Linked DNA regions of Homo sapiens: region 1 is linked to region 2. Evidence: read pairs that join two places in POLR2A ChIA-PET (ENCODE). Cell type or tissue: OCI-LY7. All regions are shown on one strand. Each heading gives the region's core, and the rest is flanking DNA. Links, peaks and the distances in the headings are about the cores only.

Region 1 (7,740 bases), core at 2,136-6,135, 120 kb before region 2:
TTTAAAAAACAAGGAGAACAAACTTACAAAAATACTATCTACATGAAAATAAAAGCTAAATAAAATAAGCCATATCTCCCTTGAAGCTTAAGATATCTTTTAAAACATGAGTAAAACTAGTATAGTTACCTATTTTCCTAAGAACAATAAAACTTTACGTAAGATTAGAATGCTCGAAGCTTCAGAAAATAAGTACATTTACAATGATGAAAGACAATCAGTATCTCAAACAGCAAAACTTTATACCCAGTGGTATTCGGGTAGATATTTAACAACTGTTCTCCAGGGGAAAAAAATCCTGATTTGTACTAGTTGCTGATTTCCATGGTATAAATAGTCTGTCCTATTTCAAGTCACCAAAGTGGTATCATTGAACACAGAATAGGAAAGAGATGTGCAACTGCACACTGACAGAATTTCCACCACACAGATACAACAGGTGTCAATAACCTCAAGAACACAGATAACAGTAAAATATAATAAAACTAGGACATAAGTTTTGAGTATTTCCTTTGTTTTAAATATAATTTAAATGCAATTTATATAATTTAATTTTAATGATGGTTATATTTAACATCTGGCTTGCCGAAGTCCTAATAATTTATCAACTCCAGGAAGAGCTAGTTCCAGCACACCAGGGGCACAGAGCTCCCTTTTTAACTCACCCTAGTCCTTTATTTCCCTCATTTTCCTATAACTTTTTGGTGGGTTAATGAGGAAGCAAGTCATGCTATTTTCATCAATCAGCTCTCTCAATGATTTACCCTAAGTCTATATGATGAATATCCCTTAAGTCCACCTATCCTTGCTGTTCAAACAAGACCCAACCCATGGCCCTAAACATAATAGACTGGTAACACCCATTCATACTTTTCGGTAGTTTTATCACAGAAAAATGAAGCAATGGCTAGTTGCACCTGCTGCAAATATACTTTCCTCCACCTATTCCCTCAACATCACAATGGTTTTTGCCTCACAAGCATTTTTAAGTTTCCTAAAAGACCAAAATAATTTGCATTTACACTAATATCATTTACAAGCCATATCACTTGCAACAGTATGTTACTACTTTATTTTCTGCCAGTCTGACAGGCATAAAGTGCTATCACATTACTACTTCAGTTTGCATTTCCCTAGAAAGCAATCTGGCAAAATCCATTAAATGTAATAATAGGGAATGCTAGTCCTGGAATATAGTGGAATAAGTACTTGGACCTGCCATCCTAATTAAAACAACTCAAAATCCAGCATTTTTTTTAATCTTAAAAAACATGAATGAGCTGGCAAGAAGCTATAGCTGCTTAGGCCAGAAAAGGAGAGGAGACTGGAAACCCAGAGAGATAAAGTGAACAGCAGCAGTTGGCTTTTGCCTTCAGCTAGGATACCCTCAAAGGGTTATGACTTCACTGCGAAGGTAAACTAATATTATTAGTAAGGAGAGTAAAATAATATTACTCTCCTTACCACCACTACCCAGGCAACTTTAAGTAAAATCTATTCAACAATGACACTGGGTGGGGAAGGGACAGAAAAATCACCAATGAGAATCTGGAACCACAAATAGAGTTCCTGCTGCTTTTACAGTCTGAATTTATAATTCCTAAGTGGTTTAAAACCACTAAGCTGTATTCCCACACTTTGGCAGGCATCAGAATCACCTGGAAGGTTTATTAGAACACAGATTGCTGGTACCCTTTCTGCCTCCAAGTTTTAAGTAAGTCTGGGGGAGGCCCAAAAATGTGTGTAACAAGTTCCCAGGAGATGCTGATGCTGCTGGTCTGGGACCAACTATAATGCTACAGTGGGTAATTCAGTTAATAAAGCACCCAGCCCATACTCTGTGATCAACACAATCATATCCTACTCTTAAAGATACCTTTTTCCAGTAGGAAAACACTAACATCACAGTTTATCATAGTCTATGAGCTTATACCTCAAGGCAAAATGGGACTTGGAAGACACAAAACAAAGGGTGAGTAGACATCAGCAACACCTGGAAACTTGTTAGAAATGCAAATTCTCATTCTTCACCCCAAAACTACTCAATCAGAAACTTGGAGTGGAGCCCAGCCCTCTGGGTGATTCTCAGGCCCACCAAAAGTTTGTTTGAGCCATAAAACATCTAAAAAATTAATGATTTTAAAAAGGGGTCAAATTACTATAAAATTAATTCGGGAGATACTGAATTAAAATGAGTTAACTAGTTTTCTTTTTCTTTTTCTTTTTTTTTTTTTTGAGACAGGATCTCATTTCCATCGCCCAAGCTGGAGTGCAGTGGTGTGAGCTGAAGCCAAGTTGAGTGATCCTCCCACCTCAGCCTCCTGATTAGCTGGGACTACAGGTGCGCACTACCACGCCCGGATAATTGTTTTCTATTTTTGGTAGAGACGGGGTTTTTCCATGTTGCCCAGGCTGGTTTCGAACTCCTGGGGTCAAGCTATCCACTCGCCTCAGCTTCCCAAAGTGTTAGGATTACAGGCATGAGCCACCACAACCAGCCTTAGACTTCTTTATTACAGAACTTTAATAGGTTACAAACTTGCTCCGTTACTGAAGTCTTCCTTCCAGGAGAATCTTATGAGACCAGTATTCTACAGGATAAACTTTCATTGATGCTGTCCAGAGTGCATTTTGCTCTGTGGGCCCTGACAGTTAACGGCACACACCTGGAGTCAGATAGACTGGAGTATGAATTTGAGCTCTGAAAGCATTAGTAGTGGTAGCATGGGAGAAGGAGCAATTAAAGAGTAGCAGTGATGATGATACCGCCACCAGTTCTTTTCTGTTTAAAAAATACATGTGTTACCATAGAAAATAAATGGCAATATACAAGAATAAAACAACAGCAATATTTCTACTAGTCCGAGATAACCAATTTTTAGTGTATGGATATTACCTTGTCTTTTTTATGTACATATATACACTAATTTGGTAACAAAATTACCAAAAAAAAAAAACATAGTACTTTAATTTATATCATAATCATTTGTTTCCAAGGCCCTGATGGATGGACACTAGAGACTATACATTTCTTAAAGACGGAGGTTTTTCTTCATCCTTCTGGTCATCTTCCTATGACCAGAAAGCCTCCCTAACCTATTGCAACATGCGCTGAATTATTTTTTGACTAAATGAATAAGTAAACAAAGAAAAATAAGATACAGAGACTATGCATGATATTAGAGAACATTTCCAGTTTCCTCTATGCTCAATTTTAAGCCAGCGAAAATACAAAAGAACATTTAAGCCATGTGCAGCTTGGGTTTACAGACCACTATCATATATTCACATATAGAATGAGGAGCACTTTTCTCTAGTCCTTGCTACATACAGTAATTTTTAAAAAGTAAGAGCTCTTTAAAATATTAAGTACATGGACACAGAGCAAAAGCAGGAATGTCAAAGGCATGCCAGACAATTTGGTCCTCAACAGACTTCAGTTTTCTGTGAAGTAAGCGTATCAGTGTTCTCAAATTCCTCTAGAGTTTCTGATTCCGAAAACTGCCTTGCGAACACCAGGGAGTGAAGCGGACAGAACTGGTTCACCACCCCTGTGGCAACAGTGAAGCAGCCTCCTTCCCTGAACAAGCAGCAGCATGCTCCTGTCCACGTCTCATCACAGTTCTTTTCAGTGCACTAGCCTACAAGAGGACCCTGCTCCAGGCTACTGACCTAATTGTCTGTTCTTATATTATACATTTAATTACCTTTTCGGAGATTGTTATAATGGGATTTTTGCCCGCTCTAGTATATTCAAATCTAAGACAAAGATAAGTTTTTTTTTTTTTTTTTTTTTTTAAAAAAAGCCTCATTATCCTGTAGTCCATTTTGGAAAGTAAAGCCCAAGAAAGCAAAAGATGAAGGTTCTAAAGCTAGTTTGACTGACCTCAGAGTACCATGCCCAGTGCCTCTTCCAAAAATATTTAATGTATCAAAAGTGAATGCAGCGAACCATGCCCCAGATTGCTTTTAGTAATTTAAGTCCCTTTTCTAGCTTTTATTTATTTATCTATTTTGAGACCCAGTCTCACTCTGTTGCCCAGGATGGAGTGCAGTGGCGTGATCTTGGCTCACTGCAACCTCCACCACCCGGGTTTAAGCGATTCTCCTGCCTCAGCCTCCCAAGTAGCTGGGATTACAGGTGTGTGCCACCACACCCAGCTGATTTTTATAATTTTAGTAGAGAAGGGGTTTCACCATGTTGGCCAGGCTGGTCCCGAGCTCCTGACCTCAAGTGATCCGCCCACCTCTGCCTCCCAAAGTGGTAGGATTACAGGCTTGAGCCACGGCACCTGGCCCCTTTCCTAGCTTTAAAAACACTCTCTTCCCATGGATACTAAAGGAATCCAGGATGAGGTTCTGTCATTCCAGTTGTTTTTCTCAATCCAGGCCACTTGATAAGAAAGGCTGTAAGAGCAGAGCAGCAGACTGCTCTCATCTTTGATAAATGCAGAGTCCTTATTTAAGACAGTACGGTCTGATTGTTGTAACAACTATAAGAACTCCCCAGGCTCCTCTTGCACAAGGCTGAAATTTTTTTAGCCCCAGCTGTAATTGTGGATTACAGTTAAATTGTTTGATTCATTTATACATCCTGGGCTTAAATATGAAAACAAAAAAGAAACATATAAGCAGAAAGAAAACTACATATATCTAGCCATTGTCTACCTAATATTTAAAGATTCAGCCTATAACAAAACATAATAAATTCCCAACTCACAATTTTCATTCAACCATTTCTCTGTATTCCTTGGACAGTGAAATTTCTCCCAAATTTGGAAACAATGATCCTAAAAATAAAGCTCTCTGAACGTTCTCCTTTTCCTGGGGATTTGGAATTTGCAAATGAATCAACCACTATATCCCACTTTGCTGTAGTGAATCCTATTTAAAACACTTAATATCATCCAAAAACTGCTAATCAGATAATGTAAAATTAAAGAATAGATAAAACAGGAAGTGTTAGATTCTAATTAAGTCTATCTTTTATTAGAGCTAACCACATACTCAGGCCTCACTTATCTATCATTAATTAAACATTTGGGGTATTCTGGCTGGGTGTGGTGGCTCATGCCTGCAATCCCAGCACTTTGGGAGGCCGAGGCGGGTGGATCACGAGGTCAAGAGACCAAGACCATCCTGGCCAACATGGTGAAACCCTGTCTCTACTAAACATACAGAAATTAGCCAGGCGTGGTGGCGTGCACCTGTTATCCCAGCTACTTGGGAGGCTGAGGCAAAAGAATTGCTTGAACCCACGAGACAGAGGTTGCAGTGAGCCAAGATTGTGCCACTGCACTCCAGCCTGACAAGAGAGTAAGACTCCGTCTCAAAAAAAAAAAAAAAAAAAGACTTGTATTCATGTTTTCCCATGAAAAAATCCTCTAAATATATGTTATGGAGAAAAAGCAGGTTTTACGGCCGGGATGGCTCACGCCTGTAATCCCTGCACTTTGGGAGGCCAAGGCGGGCACATCACGAGGTCAGGAGATCAAGACCATCCTGGCTAACACAGTGAAAACCCCGTCTCTATTAAAAATACACACAAAAAATTAGCCGGGTGTGGTGGCGGGCGCCTGTAGTCCCAGCTACTTGGGAGGCTGAGGCAGGAGAATGGCATGAACTTGGGAGGCAGAGCTCGTAGTGAGCCGAGACCATGCCACTGCACTCCAGCCTGGGCAACAGGGCGAGACTCTGTCTCCCAAAAAAAAAAAAAAAAAAAGCAGGTTTTAGAAGAACACAGTATGACCACATTCTTGCCAATAACAGCCTCCATCACAAAATCACATACAAAATGAAACTACTTTTTTCTATGTACTTAAAAGTATGTAAATGAATTAAAACAGAAGTATACGTATAAAAAATAACAGTTACATCTGGGAAGACAATGGGATCAGCAAAGGAAGACTGGAAGTGACTGTCATTTTATCTAACCTGATTTTTTGGGGTTGATTCCTATTTCTTTTGCAATTAAAAAAAGAGAACTTCCAATTAAAGAGGACTAATTGAACATGTTCATACCAGAGGACTGAAAGTGACTTTCACTTTTTTTGCATCATCTGATTTTTTTTTTTTTTTTGAGACATAGTTTCGCCCTTGTTGCCCAGGCTGGAGTGCCATGGCGCGATTTCAACTCACTGCAACCTCCGCCTCCCGGGTTCAAGCAATTCTCCTGCCTCAGCCTCCCGAGTCGCTGGGATTACAGGCATGCGTCACTACGCTCGGCTAATTTTTGTAGAGACAGTGTTTCACCATGTTAGTCCGGCTGGTCTCGAACTCCTGACCTCAGGTGATCCACCTGCCTCAGACTCCCAAAGTGCTGGGATTACAGGCGTGAGCCACCACGCCCAGGGGCATCATCCAAATTTTTATAGGAGTGAATTATTATTTCTTCTGCAATTAAAAAAAAACTAAGTAAAGATAACTAGTTGTACACATTCATTAGTTTCTGCTCAGTCCAAACATCCTACTAAAATGATAAAAATGTAATTTTTAAAGGGAATACACCTATAAAAAATCAAGAAGATGAAATAAAAAGCAGTACCTTTAGACTCTGGAAAGAAAATTAAAGAATAATAATTTTCACTGCAGAACTAGGAAAGCAGAGAAGCAAACTGATTTACAGCAGGCACAAGAACTGGCAAGCACAAGATATCCCTGGAAGCAGGGGTGAAGGCAGGCCTAAAAGAGAAAGATTCATCGCCAGTCTGCGTAAGGAGCTGTGAGATCTCCTAGTTGTCCTCCCTGACTTGCAGCAGCTAAGCAACCCCAACCCTGGCACTCTACTACAAGCTTGTTATTAGGAAAGGGAAAAGTTTCTAGACTTGCAGACAACAGGAATAGCTGAAGGCAGAGGTCCTGTATTGATACTAAATATTGAGATTAAATGAAAGTATCATTTTGAGTATTAAGACTCTCAATCTTCTTCTCACTCTGCTCCTAGATCACTAGCATAAACGATTGTGTATTCCAGGCAAGAAAAGCCATTTCTGGAAAATATGACCAGCCCAAGAGAAAAGACAGTAATATCCCTAAGAAAATGGCCCAGACAGAGGACACTACATGCACAGAGAGCTTCCAATTTGCTTTTTAGTGCCCCCCACTTTAAAAGTATCAGGAGTTAGCCAAAGATCACCAAACATTTAAAGAAAATATCTAACAAAAGAATGAAGCCAAACAAACAGAAAAAGCAAGTGGGAAGAAACCGAGTCATCAGGAAAGGGAACAAAGCATACACATACATATATATACATACACATACATATATACACAAACAGATGCACATGTAAATTCGTATCAGTAATATTCTTAGAAAAAGGTATTGTACCCACAAAACAAAAATGGAATATATGAAAAAAAACTATTTTTAAAGACCTCAGAAATTTTAAAAACATTAAAAATTAAGTTAAAAATTAAAATTACAGAAACAAATAAAAATTGACAAAAGAGTTATAAGATCACGTTTTTAAAAGTCCCTATGGTGGCATGCACCTGTGGTCCCAACTACTCAAGAGGCTGAGGCAGGAGGATCACTTGAGCCCAGGAGTTCAAGGCTGCAGTAAGCTAGGATCACACGACTACACTCCAACCTAGGTGACAGAGCCTCGAGACCTTGTCTTTAAATAAATAAATAAATCCCTCAAGAGAAAAAAAGAACAAAAACCAAAGACATACAAAAATTGAAGAGAAAAAAGAAAAAGCAAAGGATTACTCTAGGTGTACAACATCTAAGTCATCAAA
Region 2 (7,740 bases), core at 2,468-6,467:
AGGAGGACACTTAGGAAGCTCTCCTGTGTTTGACAGGGCTCAGTGGTTAGACTTGATACTGCATCATGTGTTCACCATGGCTGTTTACTAAATGGTGAAAATTTTGCTATTGTAGATTCTAAATCAAAGTTGAATCTCTTTCATTTTGGTGGGATTACAATTTGTCAAATAGCTCTTGTGTTATGGTTTGGATCTGTGTCCCCACCCAAATCTCCTGCTGAATTGCAATCCCCAATGTTGGAGGAGGGGCCTGATGGGAGGTGATCGGGTCATGGGGGTGGTTTTTCGTGATTTAACACCGTCCTCCCCTTGGTACTGTCCTCCTGACGGTCAGTTCTCATGGGATCTGGTTGTTTAGAAGTGGGTAGCACATCCCCTCTCTCTCTCTTGCTCCTGCTCCAATATGTAAGACGTGCCTGCTTCCCCTTCACCTTCCACTATGATTGTAAGTTTCCTGAGGCCTCCCCAGAAGCAGAAGCAGCTATGCTTCCTATACAGCTTATAGAACCATGAGCCAGTTAAACCTTTTTTCTTTATAAATTACCCAAGCTCAGGTGTCTCTTTATAGCAGTGTGAGAACAAACTAATACATCTTGACACTGGACTGTTTGACATTTAAGGTTTGGAAATGTTTTCTATTTTTTTGTTTGTACAATAAAGGACATAATAAGAGTAGTGTCCATGACTAATTAAAAATGCGATTCTGACTGGCTCAACCCCATGAGCTCTATGCTTCCTTATATTTTCACGTAACTGTTCTCTCACAATGCTGCTTTTTGTCACATGATTCTACAATATTAATCTCATAAAGCTGTGCTGCCTAACATGGTAGTCACAGATCACACATGGCTATTGAAATTTAAATCAGTTAAATGTGAAAAGTCACTTCCTCTAGCCAAATCTGAAGAGCTCAATAGCTATATGCAGCAAGACACTAAACTGTATTGGGTAGCACAGATATAGAAATTTCTATTATTCGAGAATGTTCTATTGGATGGCACTGTACAATGGATTTAGAAACTAAGACTGACCCACTTACTTTCTTCTTTTAAACCACCCATACTAAGATCAAGACTCCCAGCAACAACAGGTACCATTACATGTCATGTGCCACGCACTGAACTAAGCCCTTAGTGTATATTATCTCATCAAATCTTTGTAATAAGCTCATGTTATCATTAAGATTTATTTAGAACTCGAAGCTCACATAGTAAGAGGCAAATTTGAACTTTGAACCCAGGTCTTTCTGGCTCCAAATCCTAAGCTCTTCAACAGTCAGCTATACCAACTCCTCCTTCTTCTCCTCCTCCTCCCCCACTAACTCTGATGTAGGCCTGGCCAGGCAATCAGGGATAACGCCAAGGCTAAATGCCATGCTGTACCCTGCCAAAAGCAAGGGCAGAGCTGGGCACGAGTAGGCAGCTTGAATCATCTTGGTGGGGGTAATTCAGTCCCATCTAATTTTGGGACAAAATGAAAGCTGTGTTCTTCATAACAAATGACTGAGACTTTTCACAAACTGGATAATTTTCCAGTGGAAATACCCAAATAAGAGTAATCACTAGTAGATCTGTTAAGATTGGTGAGTAAAATTTGACATTAACCAAAAGAACTGAATGCATTGGCTTATTATTATTATTCTCTTCATTCTTTTCTTTTTGAAAGTGCTGATTTCATTCCACACATCCCATGTGCCAGCTATTATTACATTTCTGTGTTTCAAAAATTTTCTCTGGGCCAATTCGGAGAAGGCTGGCTCCTGCCCCTCATTCAAAGCAAACAGCCCGTATGTCTCCCTAAATGTTGAGCTTTTACTTTGAAGCTTAAATTTAGTCTTGTTTTTTAATGTAAACAAATCTGCAGATTAGATGGCAGAAATGTGTGTCTCTAGGAGACAGCCTATAGTGTTTCTTTAGCTCGTTGTGAAAACTCCATGTTTCGCACCGATCATGGATTTCTTACTACAGTCTTTCTATTCTTCCCTCCCTTTTTCTTTCCTTTTTCCTTCACATGTGCTATGGTTTGGATATAGTTTGTCCTCACCAAAAGTGATGTTGACATTTGATTCCCAGTGGGGTAGTGTTGGGAGGTGAGGCCTAGCAGGAGGTGTTTGGGTCATGGGGGCAGATGCCTTACAAATACCTTGGTGCTGTAACTGCAGTAGACAGTGAAATCTCATTCTGGGAAGGCTGGATCAGGAAAGGGATTCGTTCCTACAAGAGTGCATTGGTATCAAGCCAGGACACCCCTTGGATTTTGCCCCTTGGCGCATTTCCGCTTCCCCTTTGACCTTCCGCCATGTTGTGACGCAGCATGAAAGCCCTCACCAGCAGCTGAGCAGATGCCAGCTCTCTGTGTAAATCATCCAGTCTCAAGTATTCTCTTACAGTAACACAAAGCAGACTAAGACAACACGGTTCCCTGAAACTTAGCTTCTCAGTTGTCTCCATTAGCACTTTTTAATAGGTCATAACTTTGCCAGAGTAAGTAAATCCAACTTGGAACAAGTCAGACTGAGGATTTTCCCCAAAATGAGTTTCCATAGAAATCATGGTAAGCCCATGAAAGAAAATTTCCTTGGAATTAAACAAAAATGCCATACAATTGTCAGGATCTAATTCAGCCTCATCAAACTTCATCTAAAAGCAACGGTGCTGGATGGCAGAATGGAGAACTGTGTGACCTCCCTCCCAGGACCATGGTTCTCTTGAACCTGAATATGTTATTTCAGATCCAATCATTAGACCATTTATTAAATATCCATCTGGCATATCAGACACACTGGGTAATTAGCAGTGATGAGTAAGAATACAAGAGCAGACCAATTATAAAACCTCCTCCTATTAGTCATATGGTTACCAATTATCACACGCAAGCCAAATCCTGTCCATAGTCAACATTCAAAAAATAAAATCTATTAACAAGGCAGGCTTTTAAGTTCATGATGTCAGGATTGTGCTGAACTGCACACATCAGAATGGAAATACATTAGGTCAACAGATAGAGTGAAAAATACAAGATAATAAGATCCAGAAGAGTCAGAACCAAAAGAGCTGGGACCTGACAGAACCATGTGGCCAAAGCTGAATGTCAAGATTTCACGACTTGGGCAAAATTGTTACTAAGCTTAATATTGTTGCTTTGAGGGGTCTGTAAGCTTTGAGGGTCATGAACCCTGTCTACTTTTACTCTCCCTCATATCTTCAGCACCAAACAGCCCCCACCTTATAGTACATATTCAATAAGCATTTTATAAACTAGTGACTACATGAATAATGAATAAAGTGAAATTTGTCTTTTTGACCAGCTTTTCTATCTTTTGTCACAAGCACTGTCTCTCTTGGTCAAATTCTTGAGATACCTTGCAGACTATGATAAGCAATGGCCTGTTACTCAAACCTTCCTGATTTGTTTGGTTGTTCTATTCTTCATCAAACCTCAACTACCTTAGAACCCTTTCTCTCAGAGCCAGTTCATTACATGAACTTATTTATGCTGGTTAATGAATGCAAATAAGTGGACCTATTCCTTATAATAGGCTTCCATTTTAACATTTTAACATCATGGTTAGGAGTGAGGACTTTGGAGTCAGACCTGGGTTGGAATCTGCCACTTAGTAACTAAGACCTGGAGCAAGTTACTTAGACTTTTAGTTTCCTCATCTGTAAAAGGATGTAAATAGTTCAATACCTATCTCATCGTGTGGTTATGAGCATTAAAAGCAGTCTCCACGTAGAATGCTTAGCACTTAGCTCACAGTAAATCATCAGTTCTCAGAGTGTCTTCCCACACTCCAGCATCACCATCACTAGTTAGTTATGTGTTAGAAATGCAGATTCTCGGCTCCACGCTAGCTTTTGAATCAGAAACTCTGGGGGTGAGGTCCATTAATCTGTGTTTTAATCAGGTTTCCAGGTGATTCTGATGTAAGCTAAAGCTTGAGAACCACTGTAGTAAATGTTAGCTGTAGTAATAATAATAATAATAAATTATAGCTAGCATTTATGTTATAATAATGTGTTGATATTGTTACTAATTTGACAGAGACCATCTAGAATACTACTTTAGTTGAGTTGTGTTCCATCCAAGTTCTGGGAAGCCTGGGGGCTCATGGAGTTATATTGGAGGCCACTGCAAAATGAGGAGGGGCAAATCACAAAGAGAGATCTAGGTTGTCCCCAGCCCTGCTTTGACAAGTGAGCTCAGCTTTATCAGTTTTATATACTTCCGTTCCGTTCCATTCCATGTTAAGTTTGCTTGACAAAAGAGTTCTGCTCTGAGATAAATCTTGAAAATCACTGCCTTCCCCAAAGTGCCAATGGGAATTGGACTGGACTATGAGAGGGAAACAGGGGACCAGAAGATTTTCCTGGGCTGCTCCCCACAAAGGATGATTAACGCCAGCCCTGCATTCAGATCCAAACTCCACAAACAGTCTCTGGGAATTGTGCTGGGCACGGTGCCTTTTGTCAGACATCATATTATTCAGTCCTTACAAGGTGTTACTTCCCCTTCTTTTCAGATGAGAAAATGAAAGTGAAAAGAAGTTAAGTAACTTGTCCAAGGTCACACAGCTAGTGGAGCTGGGACTAGAGACAGATCACATGATTCTGAGATTTGTTCTCATTCTCCAGGAATGGCTGCTGGTCATCCTGAGTGGCTAACAACACCCCCAGGGAAATCAACCCTAGGGTGCTGGACGGACTCTGCAGAGATGTCAGATCCCACTTTTGGACTAATGGACAGCAGGCAGCTGGCTTCTGCTCCACCATTTGCTCAGCACCAAGGCCTGGGACAACTTATTGGTTCCTTACAAAGTGAGTCATGGTCACAAAGAATTAGAAAGTCCTCAGATTTTGGAGTTCAGAGGGGCTTTTCTCTATGGGCAAGTCAGTCAGGCTAGGAAGATGGTCTCAATACACTAGATATGTAGGAGTAGGGAGCTATGAGTACAAGAATCCAAATGCCAACCCTGTAGCCATGCCAACCTATAACCAGATTTATTGCATGGTTTTAGGCAAGTCAAGTTTAGTCCTTTACACCTTGGTCAAAGGCCTAAGTAAATGGTCAAACCTTTTACTTGCCATCCTAGGTGAACTTTGTTTTTTTGTGGGGTTTTTTTTTTTTTTTTTTTTTTTTTTTTAGAGTTAGAGTCCTGCTCTGTTGCCCAGGCTGGAGCAGTCATGTGATCATAGCTCACTGCATCCTTGAACTCCTGGGCTCAAGCGATTTCCCCCCACCTCAGCCTCCTGGCTAGCTAGGACTGCAGGTACAACTGCCATGTCTGGATAATTTTTCATATTTCTTTGGTAGAGACGGAGACTTGCTTTGTGGCCCAGTCTGATCTTGAACTCCTGGACTCAAGCGATCCTCCCACCTCTGCCTCCCAAAGTGCTGGGATTAGAGGCATGAGCCATTATGCCTGGCCCCAAGGTGAACTTTAAAACCAAATTAAATAATATTGAGAGATCTTTAAGCTCCTTGGAAAGTTGCACCAGATAAATATTTTTGTCATTAACTGCAGTATTACTTATTCACTTATTAGCTCATTGCAGAAACGTTTATTAAGCACTTTCCATGTGCCAGGCATTATGCCAGGTACTGGGGATATAAGGGTGAACAAGACAGCTGTGGTTTTAGCCTTCTAAGAGCCTATGATTTGGTGGGAGCGGGAATCTTCGGGAATGGTCTGTCCTGTGCTGATTACACAGAAGTGCTATTAAGTATTTATTATGTTTTAGGCACAGTGCTAAGTGCCACACACAAATTAGTATTTCACTTTCTTCTCACACTGATCCTTTGAGGTAGGAAAAATGATGTCCACATTACAGAAAAGGAAACTGGGACTCAGAAAGTTAGAGTAACCTGCCAAAGTAAAGTTCACTGTTACTAAATGACGAGATCTAATTTTAAAACCATGCTGTTAGCCTCTATGTTATAGGTATTTATGTACATACATACCCATGTATAAGGAATATGTTTTTCAGTGCTTTAGAAGGATATATATGGCCTTTAGTAAGTTTTCAATAAATATTAATTAAATCAATATACAGTTTGGGGTCGAGCTAGAGATAGAAAGTCCCAGTTGAGGAGATGAATCGGGGTGCTCCTGGGAACTGGAGTAACTCTTCTGAGGAGCACTGAAAAGAGAGTCTACTCAGTGGCAGGCTGAGAAACAGGCTTGGGAGAAGAGGGGTGCCCGAGACTGAAGCTGGGTTGCCGAGAAGCCACAACACTGGAATCATCCCTGCGAGAAGTTTTCAGGGAGCAGTGGTGGCAGAGATGGGGCGAGAAGGCTGACACCTGCCATCTTTCCCAGCTGTCACTGCAGGGCACTTGGTTGATCAGGGACTGGGCTGTCTCCACTCAAAGGACTTGGGAGAAGGCAACTCACACAGAAGGCTGGTGAGGTGGTGGCTGGCTCTCTCCTGCTCCTCTGGCCCGCCTCCTTCCCTGCAGTGGCAGTGTTACATACATGGACAGTTTGCAGGTCTGGGTAGAGAGAGATGATTTACCTGTGGTCTCTGGGGTGCAGGACTGGTTTGAAAGGTGACAGGCATTTTTATCAGCTGCTTTTATAGACAGAACACTGTTCCTCCATTTATCACTTCAGCTTCTCAGCTTTAAATTGCATTCCGTTTTGGAAACCCATGCTAATTTGCAAGTCCCACTTTTCTATTGTTAAAACCAGATTACTCAACTTCCCTGGCTAAAAGAGTACTTAGTAGAGTCACATGAAGAAAGAACTATCATCGTTCCCTTTTTGTTCAGGCCACAGCAGAGCACAATCATGGAGGATCCAGGATTGCATAGAAGGAAGCAGCCAAGCATTGGAGGTCGACATGCCTGTGCCCAAATCCCACGTGTTATGTCCTGTGTGGGTTGACACTGGGATGGCTGGTGACCTGCTCCTTGTGTTCACACCCTGTGTAGTGGGGGTGCCTCCCAAGTGTGGGCTGGCCTAGCAACTTGCTTCTAACCAAAGGTGACAGGGTGTCACTTCTAAGATTAGGTTTCAAGAGATTGTAGCCTCCCTTACAAGCAGATTCTTTATTGCCTTCTCGGGTCACACACATTGATAAAGTAAGCAGGCCCATGTGGCAAGGAACTGACAGTGACCTCCAGCCAACAGCTGGCAGGAACTGAGGCCCTTGGTCTAACTGCTCAGATGGAACTGAATTCTGTCAACTGCGGAATGCCTTAGAGGCAGGTCCTTGCCCGGCTGAGCTTCCAGATGAGCCCCCAGCCCTAGCTGACACCTGGACTGCAGCCTCATAAGAGACCCTGAAGCAGAGGATTCTGCAGAGACACACCCAGATTCCTGAGGCACAGAAACTGTGAGATAATAAATGTGTTTTTGCTGTTGTTGTTGTATTTTCTTTTTCTTACCCTGTTGCCCAGGCTGTAGTGCGGTGGCAATCATAGCTCACTGCAGCCTCAAGCTCCTAGGCTCAAGCCTCAGCCTCCAGAGTAGCTGGGACTATAGGCACATGCCCGGCTAATTTTTTAAAATTTTTTGTAGAGATGGGGTGTTGCTATATTGCTCAGGCTGGTCTTGAACTCCTAGCCTCAAGTGATCTTCCTGCCCTGGCCTCCCAAACTGTCAGGATTACAGGCATGAGCTACGTTACTCGGCTCCAGTATGGGCTGTTTCAAGTTGCTAAGTTTATGGTAGTTTGCTAGACTCTAGTGGAAGATAAGACACTTCCCACCACACAACACTCAGTTTTCTCATCTGTC

Evidence for each region. ChIA-PET counts read pairs that join two places held together with the same protein. Peaks named below come from ENCODE experiments on the same cell type or tissue, not always from the same donor. Only the 100,000 strongest peaks of a DNase experiment are listed, where the experiment ranks them.
Region 1: POLR2A ChIA-PET joins it to region 2 with 5 read pairs; 2 of 35 experiments call an interaction of 5 or more read pairs at or near these places.

Annotation. Positions count from the first base shown.
Region 1 is chr7:30,297,759-30,305,498 of GRCh38, reverse strand. The region is part of intron 1 of ZNRF2 (zinc and ring finger 2); the gene reads right to left. Among named protein-coding and RNA genes, the nearest start is that of MIR550B1, 12 kb to the right of the region's middle. In OCI-LY7, for the core only: no CTCF peak of the experiment used is centred there; no DNase peak of the experiment used is centred there.
Region 2 is chr7:30,176,014-30,183,753 of GRCh38, reverse strand. It overlaps LOC105375217 (a long non-coding RNA gene), which reads left to right. Exons shown (of 2, transcript XR_927147.4): 1 at 1-4,817; 2 at 6,772-7,365. Among named protein-coding and RNA genes, the nearest start is that of MTURN, 45 kb to the right of the region's middle. RefSeq lists enhancers at 4,531-4,580, 7,164-7,223 and a silencer at 7,014-7,073. In OCI-LY7, for the core only: no CTCF peak of the experiment used is centred there; a DNase peak (open chromatin) is centred at 4,553; H3K4me3 peaks cover 907 bases; H3K27ac peaks cover 433 bases.